Linked DNA regions of Homo sapiens: region 1 is linked to region 2. The links are chromatin loops, found by intact Hi-C in ENCODE. Cell type or tissue: OCI-LY7. All regions are shown on one strand. Each heading gives the region's core, and the rest is flanking DNA. Links, peaks and the distances in the headings are about the cores only. Region 1 has its middle 280 kb from the start of MIR8062. Region 2 has its middle 170 kb from the start of HAO1.

Region 1 (8,622 bases), core at 346-8,345, 120 kb after region 2:
ATTGTCAGATTTGTTTAAAATCAGTATCAAAGCTTATCAACTTTGAATAGTCTATTGGGTAATAGAAATGCAGATAACTTCTACAATTATGCCCCAAGCCCTCAACCAATAATATATTTTATTGGAAGGTGTCTATAAGACTGCCAGACTTCTAAATGATTATTTATTATAATTTATCATCATTTTGATATGAAAATTCATAGAATTTGATCCTACTTCAGAAGGATTTCATTCATACTGCTTATCTGAAGTGAGACTCCTTAAACCAAGGGTATTGAGGAGCTGTGATTGACTATGTATGTTTGACTACAGCTCATGCCACTCAGTACCCATCAAGTTGCAAGCTCTTGTAAAAATGGACCAGTTTCCTCATATTGGCATAATATTAACGGTGCTTTCTAATATTTCTTAGATTGTTCTGTGTGCCCATATTTTATCTTACCCTCTCAGGAATTGAGGAAATTCTTGCTAGTAAATGGTAAAACATGGGGGAAACCTGGAGATGTAGATTTGCGATCATTTTCTAGGGACAAAATCCAGTTTTCTGACTTGCCAGTCTAGTTAAATAGTAGGAAATCCTCTGTAGAATTTATCTCATTACAGGAGAAGTTATCAGATTACAGATGCTGAAGTTGTAGAGTAAAACAGTCATTTCTTTTTTAATTCTGAAGGAATCTTGTTGAAATCTGGGAAAGTTGGAGTCACTGAGATAGAACAATTTCAAAGTCATGTTAGTGGATATTCTTACTCCCCTGGGTTTACCATCAGCCCTTGCTGTTGTAGGAATAAATGGTATTTTTGGATGTTTTAATTTGGGCAGAGCTGGTTATGTAGGCTGAGTGCCTCTTTCAAGTTCAAGAATTTCCATATTATGCTTTGACCTTTTGGGATAGAAAATAATGAAGAATTAGCATACACTAGACTACACCCAATTCTGCAAATTACTTTAGAGACAGAGAAGAATGGCTACAGGACATGACCTTGAGGACTGGATGTATGTGATAAGAAATGTCCAAGTGTGGAATCTTTCTGAACATACTCAGAGATACAGAAGAATGTTAATTTGTAAGACTAAGGTGATGTGTGGAATGGGGGAGTGATATGTATTTTTAAAACTCTTCTCTTATTTCTTATATTTTTAATATCTTATATTTACTGAAGGACATTTTCATTCCGGTAATTTATTTCAATTTCCAAAAACACTTGACGTCCTCTTTAAATTTTTTTCCCAAGTAAAGACTGAATTAATCCTCAAATTAATCTATTCTTTTGAATTTCTAGCTGTGGAAAAACAATCCAGTTAGATGGATAATTGTGTTTATCTCAAAAATATTTTACATGGTTCTCAGAGAATGTGTTCCCAAAATATATGAGGAAACAGTAAGAGAAAAGACAACATAAGATATTTTCATCTTTTAAATCAATCTTATCTTTCCAAATGAAAAAAATAAAAGTAAGAAAGAGTATTTTAAAGATGTTTCTTTTTCCACAAATTGTCTTTTCTTTAGCAGAATCGGTATTACCTCCTGTCAGTTTTATTGAATAAAAAGGAAGACATCACAAAAGCAAGTATAAAGTCAAAACCCTGAAAGACATGTTTCCTTCCTTTATTTTGGACAAGAGAAACTGAACTGAGACCAACATTTACTTACTAAATGGTCACAAAGCCTGTGACAGGACCTGACAGGACTGAGCAGGATTTTCTCTGGAAGGAAACAGTCACACCAGGGTAAAAATGGACCTGTTTAGGAAAGCAAGGAGGGCTCCAAGTGTCAGTTTAAGAAAGTGGCAGTTTAAGAGCCTTTGGATGGATGGTGGGCAAATACCTAATTTGGGAGGGGGCAGTTCACTCTTAATATGTCTGCAAGTTCAATGGCTTCTGATAGCTCATATATGAACCAGCATGTGTAGAAAGGTCTCCAATGGACCGTGGTGAATTTAGAAAAACAATGATTAAGCAATATTTCATGATATCAAATTTATTTTAATTTTTGAGAACTTTCCTCTTTTATTCGGAGAATAGTTTATAGGTTAAATTGCCCTTTCTTTTAGAAAATGGCTTTGATAGTTGATGATTGGTGGAGTGTGTGTGCATGCATGCATGCAAGTGTGCTTGGCCAAATAGAATATTACACACATGCACACATTTTATTATAAATAAAATTAGTAAACCATGAAATCCAAAATTCTAAGGAATGCTGCTCTATTTTGCCCAATGATAGTCTGTTAAAGGAATCAGAGTTTTTTTTCTTTAATTTTTATGTTCTGTAGTGAGAAAGGAAGATCAGCACTTAGAAAGTTGATTAATATCTAAATAATTTCTATGATCACCTGTGATTTGGAAATAGTTGAACTGAACAAGAAGTTAAGTTCAGATTTTAAAATTATGACATTAAGAAACCACAGTCGTAGGAGAAATTCTAAGGATTTTGATATTTTATGCTATAAAAATAAAGAAGAAAATATGTGAGTATCATGAAAATGGTACAAAAATACTGCCAATTTTTATGTTTGCCTCAAGTAATAATAACAATTGTAGGCTGCCCTTTATTTAGGAAGATTGGGGAAGTGTCTTGCAGTCACTGTCTCAGTGCTCACAGTAGCTCCTGAGAAGAAGAAAAGATGGGAATTTCTTGCTAAGCCCACTGTACGAAGAGGGGAATCAAGGTGGAGACAGTTGAAGAGACTTTTCCCAGGGCACAGACCAAGACCAGAGCTCAGAATTGGGTCATCCGTCTCCAAGTCCCATCCTGAGGTAAGTCTATTAATTCAACAAAAATCAATGTGGGAGAGCTATGAAAATCATTTCAACCTGTATTTTACTTAAATTTAAAGATTTACTTTTCATTTCTGTCAAGGCATTGGCATTAATTTTATCATGAAATTCAATAGAAAGTTTAAATCTTCTTTACAATTAAGTATAGAGTGTTTGCAGCCCTTTGATTTCCTTTCCTTTTAAGCCACTTCTCCAAAATGTCGTGTTTACCTTCAAAACAGGGGGCTTTGGAAGGGTACCGCTATGGATTGTGATCACAGCTTTGGAATGTATTATATATGAAGTTGGATGAATTATATAACTTCTCTGACCCTCCGTTGTCTCTTTTGTGAAAATTAGTGTAATTGTGTGAAAGATGCTGAGCACAGGTGCTCAAAAAGGTGGCTCATGACCTTCACTGATCATGTTAAAATAAGGCACTCTCAGAATTGCAGGTCAGAATTGATGAAAGAAGAGAAGCAAGGGAGACAAATCAAAGGTTCTCTCCTTTTTAATTGGGGAAACAAGTGCTGAATGGAGAAAACAATCATCTATCTTGAAGAAATGAAATATGAGACAAAAAATAAATCAGGAAAGATGAGAAATTCAACTTCAGAATCCAGGGTGGATCTACTATTTGAGGTTCAGTCCACCTCAGTCCATGGCAGAAATTTCACAGGTAGGAATTCTAGTGAAATTGATAGTGTGGAAATGTTCTATTTTCTTCTATCTTATTTTCATTTTCAGTCTCCTATCCTACTTCCCACCTCCCAATTTCTGGTTCCAATACACTTCTTATTTTACCTCCTAGTTCTGTAATATCATCTTCCTCACCTCCATAAATACTGTTCCCATTCTTTTTGCTGAATGAAAAATGAGTATTAATGGCATCAACCATTAGCTGACAACATCGATGATTTCAAAATAAACTCATCAGGTGTGAGATTTCATTATTTAAAATAATTATTTATTTTGAAAACTTTTAAATCTACAGAAAGGTTGCACAAGTGGTGAAATGCACCAACTTTTGCCACATTTGATTTACACCTTTCTCTCTCTCTCTATTTCTTTCTCTCTTTCTTTCTGTCTCTTTCTGTTAGAGTCTATTTCTCACGTTAAAAATATTCAGTGCATCCTGATCAGAGAGAAACTGTGATTTTATTTTTATTCATTCATGTTAATGATGATTATACTCCCTGCAATAGATTTAGGAATGAAGCATACCCCTCACCTTCTCCCTCAACACTCCAATTTCCTGTGACTCCCAGGTTCTCAGAAAGAGAAGCTTAAATCTCATTGAAATACTTCATAATGAAATGTGAGTGAAGTCTAACCACCCGAGAGAGCATTTGCACTTAATAAGATTAGACTGTTAATCAACTTAAACCTGTAATTGTGGAGAAGATGGGGGTTTGTTAGATAACATATTTGAGTGACAAACTCCTGGTGATCCTTGCCTTCTCCAGTCCAAAATTATGTCTTCTGGGTCTTTCCCACATGGAGTATCCATTTTAACTGCACACTAATATTCCCCGAATCTCCAACTTATCCTTGAGAGTAGCTTTTTGTCTTCATGTGGCAAATCAAAAATGGAACATGGACTTTAAAAATCCGAACTGACAGGAAATCCATCTTGTGTGTGGTTCTTGTGTCTAAATGCCTACGTAATATAGTCATCTTTTTGGGATAAACTATGGTTTGGAGAGATAGGCAAATATTTGCAATAGCAAATCACTAATCTAGGTATGAAGAGGGCCCCGTGTATTTCATTAAAGGAAGGCATGCCCGTGTTCCCATTTCCCACAAGCATTTTGGTTAAATGACCCTTCATGTGAACCAGAGTTTGGGCTTCCTCTCAGACATGCTGACTTGGACCTCCTAGCACAGCTGTAAGCGTCTAAAGAGGTTGCACTGCAGAATGATCCCACATATCTGATGAACCACAGGATGTCAACAAGGCACACCCATTGTCCCACATTTGGCAGGCTCTAAAAAAAGAATGCAGCAAGAGCTTGTAGCAAGCCAAACCAACCCTGACCAGAGTAATAGGCTCTTCCAAATGGGTGCGGCCAAGTGGATCACATTGAAAAAGAACAGGCCCTAGGTTAAATCTGTATTAAAGAAAAGCAAGGGCTTAACTGTCACGAAGAATGAAAAAGGAGCTATGGACCCTTTCATCCTCACCAGGGTTTGAGAGGGTGTTGACTGAACAATATTGTTCCAACCTCTAGCTTTTTCCTTGAATTGAGAATCTTAAGAGTAAAGGGAGGTGGTTTAAACTCATGCTGGTCATACCACACCTCAACATTCAGGATAGGGCGAGGTTCTTAAGTTGTAGCTTCATGAGAAAGGCCCCAGTGACTTTTTAATTTGGACTCAGAGAAAAGGAAAGGTCATGTCTCTTAACTACTATTCACTGTAATATACAAGGGAAATAGAAATACATTCATCTTCTATTTTTATGCTCTACATCTGTGGCTGTTTATCCTCTTGTCACACACAGTTGCACACACATTCAACACACAGATTGATACTAAGGAATGGGTGTAAGATTATGTGAGCATTATAGATACAAGTGAACACACAGGTAAACATCATGTTATTCCACCTCACATATGCAGAGTAAAGAAGAAACACGTATCACACAGTAATTAAGAAAAAAGTTCTTGCTCTAAAAGTTTGTCTAATCTGAATGTGGACTGGGAGCAAAAGAAGTGTATGTATCCATGGTCTTGAAGAGTTTTCTGAACCATCAAAAAGGATTTGAATTTGTGTTCTTATAGTTTGAGCTCTAAATCTAATTAATTGTGTCCTGAAAACTTAAAATTGATAAATCTAGGCGAGTACTTCTGCTAAAGTACTTCTCCTAAATTCGAGCTAAATTGTCCATCTTTGTCAGTGGTCTTACCCTGTTCTTTCTCATGCCCAGCCTACATCAAAAGGCAACCTTGCATTATTCCCTATCATCATATTTCCCATTTCATTAATCAGGAAATTTCGATATTTGTTTCTATCAAATGTCCCTCTAGCCATTTCTCTTTCCATTTAAAGTCCCATCAGCCAATTCAGACACTTATAACTTCAACCTTGACAGAAGCATTTGGCTGGGCTTCTCTTCCTCGGTTTCCCAAACTTCAGATCCTTACTCATTTCTCAGACCACAATAATTATGTGTAATCCACTTATTTGAAATATGTTAACACTGTACTGAGAAATCATTTGTCACTGAATATTTTACATGACACCTAGTCTACCACCTTTTGCCTGGTGTGTTAGACCATTCTTGCATTGCTATAAAGAAATACCTTAGGCTGGGTAATTTATAAAGAAAAGAGGTTTAATTGGTTCACAGTTCTATGGGCTGTACAGGAAGCATGGTGCCAGCACCTGCTCTACTTCCTAGGAGGCCACATGGAGCTTTTATTCAAGGCAGAAGGCAAAGTGGGAGCGGGTACGTCACACGGTGAGAGTGGGAGAAAGAGAGAAAAGGAAGCAGGGATGCCACACATTTTTAAACAACCAGATCTCATGAGAATTCCCTCACTATCTAAAGACAGCACCAAAGGATGGTGCTAAACCATTCATGGGAAATCTACACTCATGATCCAATCACCTCCCATCAGGCCCCAGCTCAAACATTGGGGATTACATTTCAACATGATATTTGCGGGGACAAACATCCAAATTATACCCCATGGTTTTCAAGGCCCCTTCTTGTTTGTTTGCAGCACAATAACGCAAACATTTCCCCCACTAGTATGTGGCACATACAACATGCATTGTGGTTGTAGTCTAGGTTTGTTCAGCAACCCCTAGGCATAAAATGGTCATTTCTGCCTAACAGCCTATGCTCCACTTTTCTTGCAACAATATGTAATCTCCCATTGCCTTCGTAAATGCTTGCCAGTTTTTCAGCCCAGATAAAATCTGTGTTCTGGAAAGCCTTCTAGGACTACACCACTCTCATTTATGTGCTTCTCTGCTAAAATTTTTACCAATGGTAATCTCAGTCAAACAAATTACACACAGACAAACATGCACATATTACCTTCAAATGTTCACTGTAGTTTCAGAATGGGTTTGTCTGACCATTAGAGATGGGAAATTATTTTAGAGAAAGAACAATGTCATATAAACACATTTCCCTGCAAACACTTTAAAGCAGTAAGCACAATATATATAGCATGCAGCATTTAGTGAATGCTTATTTTGGAATGAATTAGGATTGACTATAAACAATAATATTTATTTAAAAAAATCACATCACCTTAACCAAACTATGTCAAACCTAACTTTGCTCTGGACAAATACAGTTTTGATCTATACATGTAATAATACTGAAAAAATAATATCAGTTTTCATTGTAATTTGGAGCTTTCTAAGAGCTTTCTTGTGGAGTAGAATACTTTCTCCACATAAGAGCACTATAAGGTGAATGTCATTGATGTCAGTGATGGCCTATCTGGAGCAGCCACTGCCATGACGCCACTTGCAGTGGGGAAGGCATGACCAGGGCTGTGCACCCCATGGAGCCAGCAGGAGCTGGGATCAGGCAGGAGCCTCACCCTTCTAGGCGCAGCTGCAGCCACTCAGTTGCAGCTGCACATCCAGGAATCTTTGCACTCTCGGGGGTCCGGAAGCCCCCCTTCCCTGCCAGCTTGGAAGTGCCTGCTCCCCTGCCTGGCCTCTTGCCGCTCCTAATGCCTCTTCCAATTATGAAGCAAAGTTGAAACTGAACCTGGGTGTTGTTGCACCTCGGCTGTGTGTATGCATGCTTGGGGCAGCTCTGACATGCCAGCCCCCTGCCACCTTGGCCCCCTCTGAACTTTGGGCACCAATGAGCATGGAAGGGAAGCTGAGCAGGGGGGTAAGGGCAGCTTGGCATGGGCCTACAGGCACCTGGGTGCTGTGGACTGTAGGTTGATGGCAGCAGGAGGCAGAGAGGCCCCTGAGCAGAAAGGGGTGGGTCCCCAGGAAAGACCCACCTTCAGGCCCAGGATGGCCTGAAGCCTAGGGGTCAGGCTGCAGTTCTGCTGATGGAGTGAGAATTTCTGGTGCTCTTTCCAGGCCCACCCATGGTCACCCCTGGACCAATCAGCACACACCTCCTCCTCTCTGAAGCCCATAAAAACCTTGGACTCAGCCAGACTCCAGCAGATGTCTGGACAACCTGCCTGTGGAAAGGAGCTACCCGCTTCCAGTTTCGTGAGAGCTGTGCTGTTGCTCAATAAAGCACTTCTTTCCTTTGATCACCCTCATGTTGTCCAGGTACCTCATTCTTCCTGGATGCAGACCCACTGAGTGGTGGAACTGAAAGAGCTGTAACACAAACGGGGCTGAAACATGCCCCCTTCCTTGCCACATCGTGGGTAATGAGATGAAGATAAGAGAGAAGGAGTGAAGAGCTGTTGCCCTTTGAGGAGCTCAGACCTAGAAGCTTCCTGAGCTAGGGCTGTGACACCCTCTTTGGGGCCCTGTGGTTCCTTATGTTTCCAAGCTTCTGGGCACCACCATGTTTCCCAATGCCCACAGTGGAAGATGCTAGCAGTATGCCTGGTCCAGCCATAGCCTCTCAGGGAGCCAGCACCCATGCCAGCACCTGGAGCTGCCCACACCACTGCAGCTGGCAAGCCTGGCTTTGCGCAGTGGCTGGACCCCATGCTTGCTCACTCACACACCCCTCACTGCTCCATGCCTGGCTCATTCTTGGCAGGTGTGGAATCGGGGCTGGTAGTATGAGCTGAGTTCAGCCTGCCAGGCCAAGTTGGTGGAATGAGCCCAGCAATTCCAACCAAAACTCAGGCAAAGGTGAAACCAGCCACAGAGGTTTCTGGCTGGAGAAGCAACACCCCAAAGATCTTGTGGCA
Region 2 (8,622 bases), core at 222-8,221:
TGGGTCTCATATAATTTTTGGAAGGGCAAAGAGACATCTGGTTTTCCTAAACAAATAGAATCAAGAACTCAAATGTACCAGAATACTCTTCCTCACACTCTTGTGTCTGCTTCTTTCACCGTATCATAACTTTCATTTCTCTTGCTGTGAACTGTCTTCATCAAGCTTGTTCAACCCATGGCCCATGGGACCCAGGACAGCTTTGAATGTGGCCCAACACAAATTTGTAAACTTTCTTAACATATTATGAGATTTTTTTGTGAGTTTTTTTAATTTTAATTTTTTTCTTATTTATTTATTTATTTTTGGCCATCATCTATAGTTAGTGTTATTATATTTTATGTGTGGATCAAGACAATTCTTCTTCTTCCAATGTGCCCCAGGGAAGCCAAAAGATTGAACACTCCTGATCTAAATGACAGATATGGCCATGGATACCCTCTCAAGGAATATGTTAATGCTTTGCAAACAGGGAGAGACTTTTCCTCATTCCTTTGTTTTGAAATAGAAAATTCCAAATTTAGTTCTTTTGTTTGGACCCTGTTAGTGTCTTACATTCAACTTTAGGCCAACTGGCTCTGCCTGGGGGTAGTGTAATATAACTGAAAGTCTATTGTAGAATTCCATGACTAAAAACAAGTGAAGAAAATATTCCCTAGGAGATGTTATTCACAGAAAAGAGGATGCTTCCTTGGCAGAAAAAAAAAAATAGATGACAAATTCATAGTATTTGAACAAATAACCCCAAGCCAAGTGAAAGTTTATTATATGCAATTCATATTCAAAAGTCCTTGATTAGGTTTTATGTCAGTGTGTTTCTCAATATTGTTCATGGATAATCTACATAATAATCACAGGAAAACATAATGGACCTAAGTTTGAGAATCTCCACTTTAAATTTTCTGATGCAAAAGTATTTTGTGAGATCAAAAGGAGAAAAACAAGAAATTCTGCTATCTGATGATGACATCAGCATGAAACGATCCCTTTGTTCTTCACATAAAGGACATGCAACTGTGCTTTTACATTTTCTGGTGGCTTATTTGCAATATTTGAAGTAAAATGGCTCTAATTATGTTTTCCTTTTTCTTTTCCCCTTTTAAACCTCCCTTTTCTCACAACTCACTGCACATTTATTGACTAAGACTTTCTTTCCTACTCTCCTCTATTCCTACGGATGCATTTTCAGTTTACTCTCCAACTACTTTCCATTTTCCATTTGCATTATTAAAATACAATCTACAATTCTGTATCTGAAACCCGTGGGCCCAGATGTATTTTAGAATTTTTTTTGTCCTTGAGAAATATCCCATGTATTAGTGAGGTCTGAGTCAAGGCAATACAATACTCCATATTCAAACACATTAATATTTCTGCAGTGAAACTAAGTGGGATAAATATTACAAAAAACAAACAAACATAAACCTTGTCAGTGAAGGTCAGCTTTTGCCATGAATAAGTTACCGAAACCTTGAGGTTTCAAACTGTTGATACTTGTGAATTGCAGATAAGAGATTGCCTCAATAACTAGCCTTATTTCTTGCCCTCAATATAACTTTCTGTTTCAAAGAATATTTCAAAGATGCGCATTTATTTATGAATAAATGGACATGAAGGGAAATATCATGATGGACAAAACAAAGAATGGGTACAGAGAAAGAAGGCCATCAGTCTGCAGGCTGAGTAAAATTTACTAAGTATCACTCTTTAATTTGGAGTGTTGTTATGATATGGAGGAACTGCTGACAACTTATTTCAGTCTCAGGTGTTTAAATACCCTACATATATTTGGGGGGCAAGTTGTTGAGATATTTTCCTTAAAAATCTTATACCATCTCTATTGGTGATGGTGAATTTTCTTGCATATTCTCAATACTCTGTGTATTGGCTATCTCTCTATTTCTTATCATTCTCTCCATTACCTATCTGTCTTCAATCTTATCACATCCTGTGTTAGTTGTATTTATTACCTGTGTTAGTTGTATTATTATTGCTGTGTAACAAATAACAAAAACACCTCAGTGTCATATGACAATTTGGGTTTATTGCTCACATGTCTGGAGTCATCTGGGAGTTGGCCGGGTGACTCTGCTGAACTATGCTTAACTTACATGTCTGGGCTTGCCTGGTTGTTGGCTGATCTAGACTCTTGGCTCAGGCAACTGTGCAGCTGGAGCAGCTTGGCTCTACTTCCTATGTATTCATTCTCCAACATGCTATCTCAAGCATTTTCTCATGGCAATGGCGGAGGCATAGTAAAGCAAGCCCCAGTGAACAAGCCCATTTCTAGATTCTGCTTGTGTCACACCTGCTAACACTCCATTGGCCTAAGCAAGTCATATGATTGAGCCGAAGTGAAGGGACAAATCACCCCATCCCCAGGTCGGTGGCCCAGAAATGTTACATGGCAAAGGATGTGGATACAGAGAGAAATGAAGAATTGTAAGAATCCTCACAGTCTTCAACTCTTCTCTCCTCTGGACTTCCTTGCTTAACCTCTGATACAGTTTGATATGGTCACAATTTATTTCTTTCTGTTTACAGTTCACTCCATGCAACCTCTGTCCTGGCAATCTTGAATTATTTCCCGCTCCTATATACACACCATGATTGTCTATGCTGTTCCCTTTGCTTATGGTGTTTTCTCCTCTCCCAATTTAATCCTTCAAAGTCTGGCTGAAATAATAAAGTGTACATGAATCTTTCCCCGTGTATGATAACTCTTTGTATGCAATGCCCTGTACTAACCAACAAACTGAAGGTAGGGTCAGTGCCTGCTTCATCTCAGTATTACCCACTATGCCTTGAACAAATAGGGTCATGAAAAGAGCATGGCTCACTTCATAAATAGAAGGCCCTACCAAAAGTTTATCATAGAGGAAAAGATTAGTAAAAATGTAAACTGTATGGAAAAATTTTCACTTCTTTTATGAGTTTAAAAAAAAGAAGAAAATCAGCAGAAGAGAATATATTTTACTGTTTAGTTAGGGCTTAGATCATAGCCCACATGGCATTGGGCATAAGGGTGGGAATATCATATTTTGTGAAGCCACTACAACTTGTATTCAAATTCTGAAATGATTTCACTTGATTATTTGTATAAACTGAGGTAGGTTATGGATGTTCTAAGGACTTATTTTTTCTTTTCATACATTTATTGTGAGAATTAAATGGGACTTTTAATTATGTCCCATTATATTATTTATAACTAAAATGTACATATATAAATTATGTAGGGCAACTGACATTATAGGCATTGAGAAATGTCAATTTTCATTTCCTTCTATTCGTTCGAAAGAAAGGAAGTTAAATAACACGATCAAGTAATAATTTAATCTTTTCTTTAGCAATTTCACACACTCAGTGTAACACACATTTACATTAATTTCCTATTCTTTACCAGCTCTCTGGAGAGTCCTGTGGCACACATACAGGGAAGAGTGAGGCACCTCAACCTCTGCACACCAATGATTTGTGACAATGGTGGTCAGCTCCTGTAACATCCTCTGTCTCAAGTATCTGTCTCATAGTCCAGATGGTTGGCAAAACATAATCTGAAAACCTACGAAGTTGCTTTTTATATCTGGAGATGGGCTGATGTTTGATGTCCTGATCTAGTACATCAAAATCTTGTGGAGAAACCACGAGTCTGTCTCTTGTCTGCATAGAATTCAAGTGGACTGCCCTTGGGCCAAAATGATTTTGCAGCTTCAGAAGCAAAAAAAGAAGAAAACTGACAGTGGCTCCAAAGTGACCCTAAACCCACTCTGTACCTTGTTCTGACATTGCTCAGCTACCCAGAGGTTTGATTTTAGTCTTCTAGGCCTCAAAACAACCCTCTAATGGCCCTATGAAAGTGATTTATGTGCAGTACAGGAATAACACAATACCAGTTCTGTGGCCAAAGAGAAGTGAATTGTTAACCTTGGTGCTTTGGGTTTTGGTTTGTCAATTACGTAGAGAAGCTCCCGACAGTATAGTTGTTGGTCAGAAATGAAACACCTGGCAATCTGCCACATCCTGTGGAGTTGAGATCTTGCTTTTGATTTGAAAAGCAGCATCATATTTGTATTTCCACTTAAGTGACTTTCAGCTGCTTTTGAATCACCTGAAGTTGAATGAAAGTATATTTTACCAGGTGTTTTCTAAGCAAGATTGCTTAGAAATCTGCCAGAGTTACTGGGAACTGATTTGTTCATATGTGTAATCATGAATGGGCTCACCAATTTCTAAAAACAAATGATAAAAATAGAAAGACATAATAAGTCTACAGTAAACTAATTCTTTATACTTTTTCATGAGAACAGGTTAAATCTATACTTAGGATGGGAAAAAGCAAAGACGTATTCATTTTATTAAGCCATACCAAACAATGAAAAACCAGGAAGGAAGTAGTTATTATTATAAGAGAGCTCTACTGTCTGTTAAAATACAAATAAGAAGAAGCACTTTTGTGTGTGTGTGTGTGTGTGTGTGTGTGTGCGATCCTGCATATGGCAGCTTGATAAAGTAAAAGACATTGATAGTAGGCTTAGCTCATGATTCTCTGAGATAGAGATTAGCATAGAGAATCTAATTAATTAGAAATGCTCTTATGATGAACATTTGTGGAAATGAGGGAGAAAGAGCAGAACTGGATAGAGGGATGATACAGTTTGAATGTTTGTCCTCTCTGAAACTCATGTTGAAACTTAATCCCTAATGTGGCAGTATTAAAAGATGGGACTTTTGAGAGGTGATTGGATCATAAAGGCTCTGTCTTTTTCATGAATAAATTAATTCATTCATCAACTAATGGGATTAATAGGTAATGAGTTATCATGGGAGTTGGCCTGGTGGCTTTATAAGAAGAAGAAAAGAGAGCTCAGCTAGTACATTTAGCTCCCTCACAATGTGATGCCCTTTGCCACCTGAAGACTCTGCAAGCATTCTCGCCAGCAAGAAGATCCTCACCATATGTGACTCCTTGACCTTGGACTTCTCAGCCTCCATAACTGTAAGAAATAAATTTATTTCCTTTATAAATTACCTAGTTTCAGGTATTCTGTTGTAAGCAACAGAAAATAGACTAAGACAAGGGAGATTGCAGTTCCAGTGAAGCAGTAGGGGGTTGGGGCTAGAATGGCCCCTTGGAGTTGGCCCAGCTATATCTCTTTGTGATCAGTCATTGGATGTAGGCTGCACTGGAAAGAGTCATGATCTAGGACAAGCCTGGTTTTTCAGCTAAAGCAGTCTCCCCGAGGAGGACTGGCAGTAGAAGTCGTCTTCTAGCAGCATTACCCAGCAAATGAAGGGATAAGCCTTTCAGTCCTAAAGGGGGTTTTAGATATCACAGGGCCCAACACACTACTTCACCAGTTTATTTTTTTTCTTACAACTCAAGTTTCTAGTCCATAAGAATTACTTTTGTCACCTCCTGTCCCCAAGCACCAAGCAATAATCAAAAGTGCCAGATTCATGGATAAGTTTGCTCTTTTTATTTTTACAAAATGATATTGATTCAAGCCTATCACTTTATATTAATTGAGTATTTATGTGCTCATTGAATTCAGCAAATACGCAAAGCATTGCGAACATTTTGGTGAACAAAACAAAGTCCCTGTCCTCCTGGAGCTTATGGCCAACCCTCCCCATTATTGACACCAACTTATGAAGTGTGTCTTCTGTAGAATAGCTTGTGATTTTGGATTATGGCAGAATAAAAAGAGGGCCTCTGAAAAACAACACTGTTTTTCAATTTTCCATCATCAGACTAATAATCGTGGGCATGAACATACTTATGATTTACAATAAAAACATAAATCCAATTATACAGTTTTAAATTAAATTTGAAGGCTAACATGTAGCCCATGACTGTCTACTTTTATTGCATATTCATTTCCTGTTTTGCAGGTATTAGTTTGAAAAAATACTTTGAAGGAGTAGGAATTTATCCATGAAGTGAAAAGAGACTAAAGTAACTAATTCAAATGAGGAAGTTTTTTTTATTAGTGAATTATGCCATTCTCACATTCTTCAAACTTAAATGTTTAACCGCTCTAGCTAAATTGATCTCATTCTATTGTAATTTTGACGTGAATAAGTGAAGAGTAGAATGGAAATTATAGGTCAGAAATTATCTCCTCTAAGTAGCATGATTCTTAGTTGCTGTTCTGTCATTGTACCCATGTTGTGGCTCAAGGGTTTATTTAATAACTGCTCGATAATGACAAATGAGAAGGACATTATAATAGATGTATTTAATGCCAGTAGAGAAGTCTGTTTTCATGAGCACCCTTTTGGTTACTAGTGTTATATAACAAACTGTCTCCAAACTTACTGACTTATAGCAACAACTGCTTATTGCTCATGATTTTGTTGGTCAGAAAACCAGACTGGATTCAGCAAGGGAAGTTTATTTCTGCTCAAGAATATATGGGGATGACATGACAACTGGGGACTGGAATATTCTGGAGGCATCTTTGTTCCAATGTCTGGCACATGGTCTGGTATGACTCTTGGATCACTGATCGGAGTGCCTGTCGGTGGCTTTTCCACATAGCTTGGTTTCCTCAGACATGGTAGCAATAGGGTAATTGACCCTCTAATGAGATAGTTTAGGACTCTAAGCATGAGTGTTCTAGTGGATATGAGGCCTTTCATATTCTAGCCTTACAGTAAAACACCTCATCCCTCAATTTATCAGTCGAAGCATTCACGAGCCTGCCCAGATGCAAGGACAAGGATGTAAACTGTGTCTCTTCATGGGAGCAGTCCTGATATCAAAAAATTTGTCCCCATGTTAAAAAAAAATTTCTGCAGGTATTGTAAATCCGAAATAGAGAGCTGTAGAAAAAAATATTCTGCATCATGTAAACCATAAGGAGCATGATATTGAGGAGAAAGCGAATAATGCAATTTATCTCTTTACACTCATGACAACCCTGTGCAGTAAATCTCACCATCCTTATTTTGCAGTTGTGCCAAGTGAAGCCAAGTAAAGATGAGGGACATAAGCAAACTCTTGCTGCTCATCTTCTTAGAGAAAGTTGGAATTTTGGTTTCTGATGCTGAATCTCTTGCTTTTTCCACTCCTGCATTCTGATCTAATTCTGTGATGTCTTGCAGCAGGGTAGAAAAAAAGTGATTCATGTACATTCTGGAGACAATAACATAAGTAGAAATCAAAAGACAGTTGGTGTGAGTTATTCAATGTTTTTGGACACAGTTTTTTCAACTCCAAATTGAGAAGACTTGCCTTGAGATCCATGGAACATGGTTTATGGGAGATTTATGAGAAAAAGTTTTATTCGATAGGGAAATAGCTTTGGGAATTCTTGCATTTCATATTTCATTTTTGGACAATATACTGAAATATCTCAGCAAGACTCCAGTAAGAGAAGAAACCTTTTTATAAGATCACCTATTGGTATACCATGGAATAATTTTCTATGGACTAACTTCGGACACAGAAAGTGAGATGGGCTCTAATGTATGATTCTAAGATTTTACATCCACTTAAAAATTCACATCAAAGTCAGTGAATAAAAAAAAACGTTTTAAAGTGTGTGTGGTTGGATCATATCCTCATGTTCTTAAAGAATCTTTTCTGCTAATCTGTCTATTTTTATTGGAGTATTTAATTTGTTTACTTTTTATTATAATGATGGATAAGATAGGATTTATACCTGTCATTTGCTGTTTGTTTCCCGTATGCATTATGTCTTTTTCTTCCTGTGTTTCTGCACTGTTGTCTTCTTTTGTGTTAAACAGACATGTTCTACTGTACCATTCAAATTCCTTGCCGCTTCTCTTGCCATACTTTTTTTGATATGTTCTTAGTGATTGTCTTGGGATTAAAATTAGCATCCTAATTTAAGATGATCTAGTTCTTATTAATACAAAATGGATCTTAATATTGTACAAAAATTTTGCTCCATGATATCCCCATTCCTCCTGCTCTTCTTTGAACTATTATTGTCATATAAATTACATTTCCTTTATTATAAATTCACTAATACAAATTTATAATTATTACATTATGAAATTGTCTATTAAATCAGATAGGATAAGAAAATAGTTCAAACAAAAATACTATTTTCCATATTAACCTATGTAGTTAACTTTACCAGTGCTCTTTACTTCCTCATGTGTATTTGAGTTACCATCTAATATACTTTTATTTCAGTCTGAAGGACTCTCTGTAGTATTTCACTTAGGGCAGGTCTGCTAACAAATTCTCTCAAATTTTATTCATTTTGGAATATCCTGAATTTTTTTCATTGTTGAATGAAAGTTTTGCTAAATATGGGATTCTTTGTTGACAATCTTTTTTCTTTCAACACTTTGAGGGTGTCATTCCAGTCTTTTCCAGCTTTAGTGCTTGTGTTTCAAAGTCAGCTGTTAATTTTATTGAGGATTGTTTGTCTGTGAGGTCATCTTTTTCTTGCTGCTTTCAATAATTTCTCTTTCATTTGTTGTTGTTGTTGTTGTTGTTGTTGCCTTTTGTCAATGTGTCTATAGTGTGTGTAGATGTGGATCTTTATCTTTACGAGTTTATTGAGGTTTTGGATGTATAGATTAATGTTTTCATCAAATGTGGGGATTTGACCATTATTGTTTCATTTTCTTTCTTCTTGTTTC

Evidence for each region. Peaks named below come from ENCODE experiments on the same cell type or tissue, not always from the same donor. Only the 100,000 strongest peaks of a DNase experiment are listed, where the experiment ranks them.
Region 1: a loop joins it to region 2, with 2.6 times the contacts of the local background. A loop is called at or near these places in 1 of 110 quality-filtered maps.

The regions. Positions count from the first base shown.
Region 1 is chr20:7,646,732-7,655,353 of GRCh38, reverse strand. No RefSeq gene overlaps it. Among named protein-coding and RNA genes, the nearest start is that of MIR8062, 280 kb to the right of the region's middle. In OCI-LY7, for the core only: no CTCF peak of the experiment used is centred there; DNase peaks (open chromatin) are centred at 4,743, 5,093 and 7,893; H3K4me3 peaks cover 1,541 bases; H3K27ac peaks cover 2,929 bases.
Region 2 is chr20:7,766,076-7,774,697 of GRCh38, reverse strand. No RefSeq gene overlaps it. Among named protein-coding and RNA genes, the nearest start is that of HAO1, 170 kb to the left of the region's middle. In OCI-LY7, for the core only: no CTCF peak of the experiment used is centred there; DNase peaks (open chromatin) are centred at 4,007 and 4,457; H3K4me3 peaks cover 3,414 bases; H3K27ac peaks cover 6,189 bases.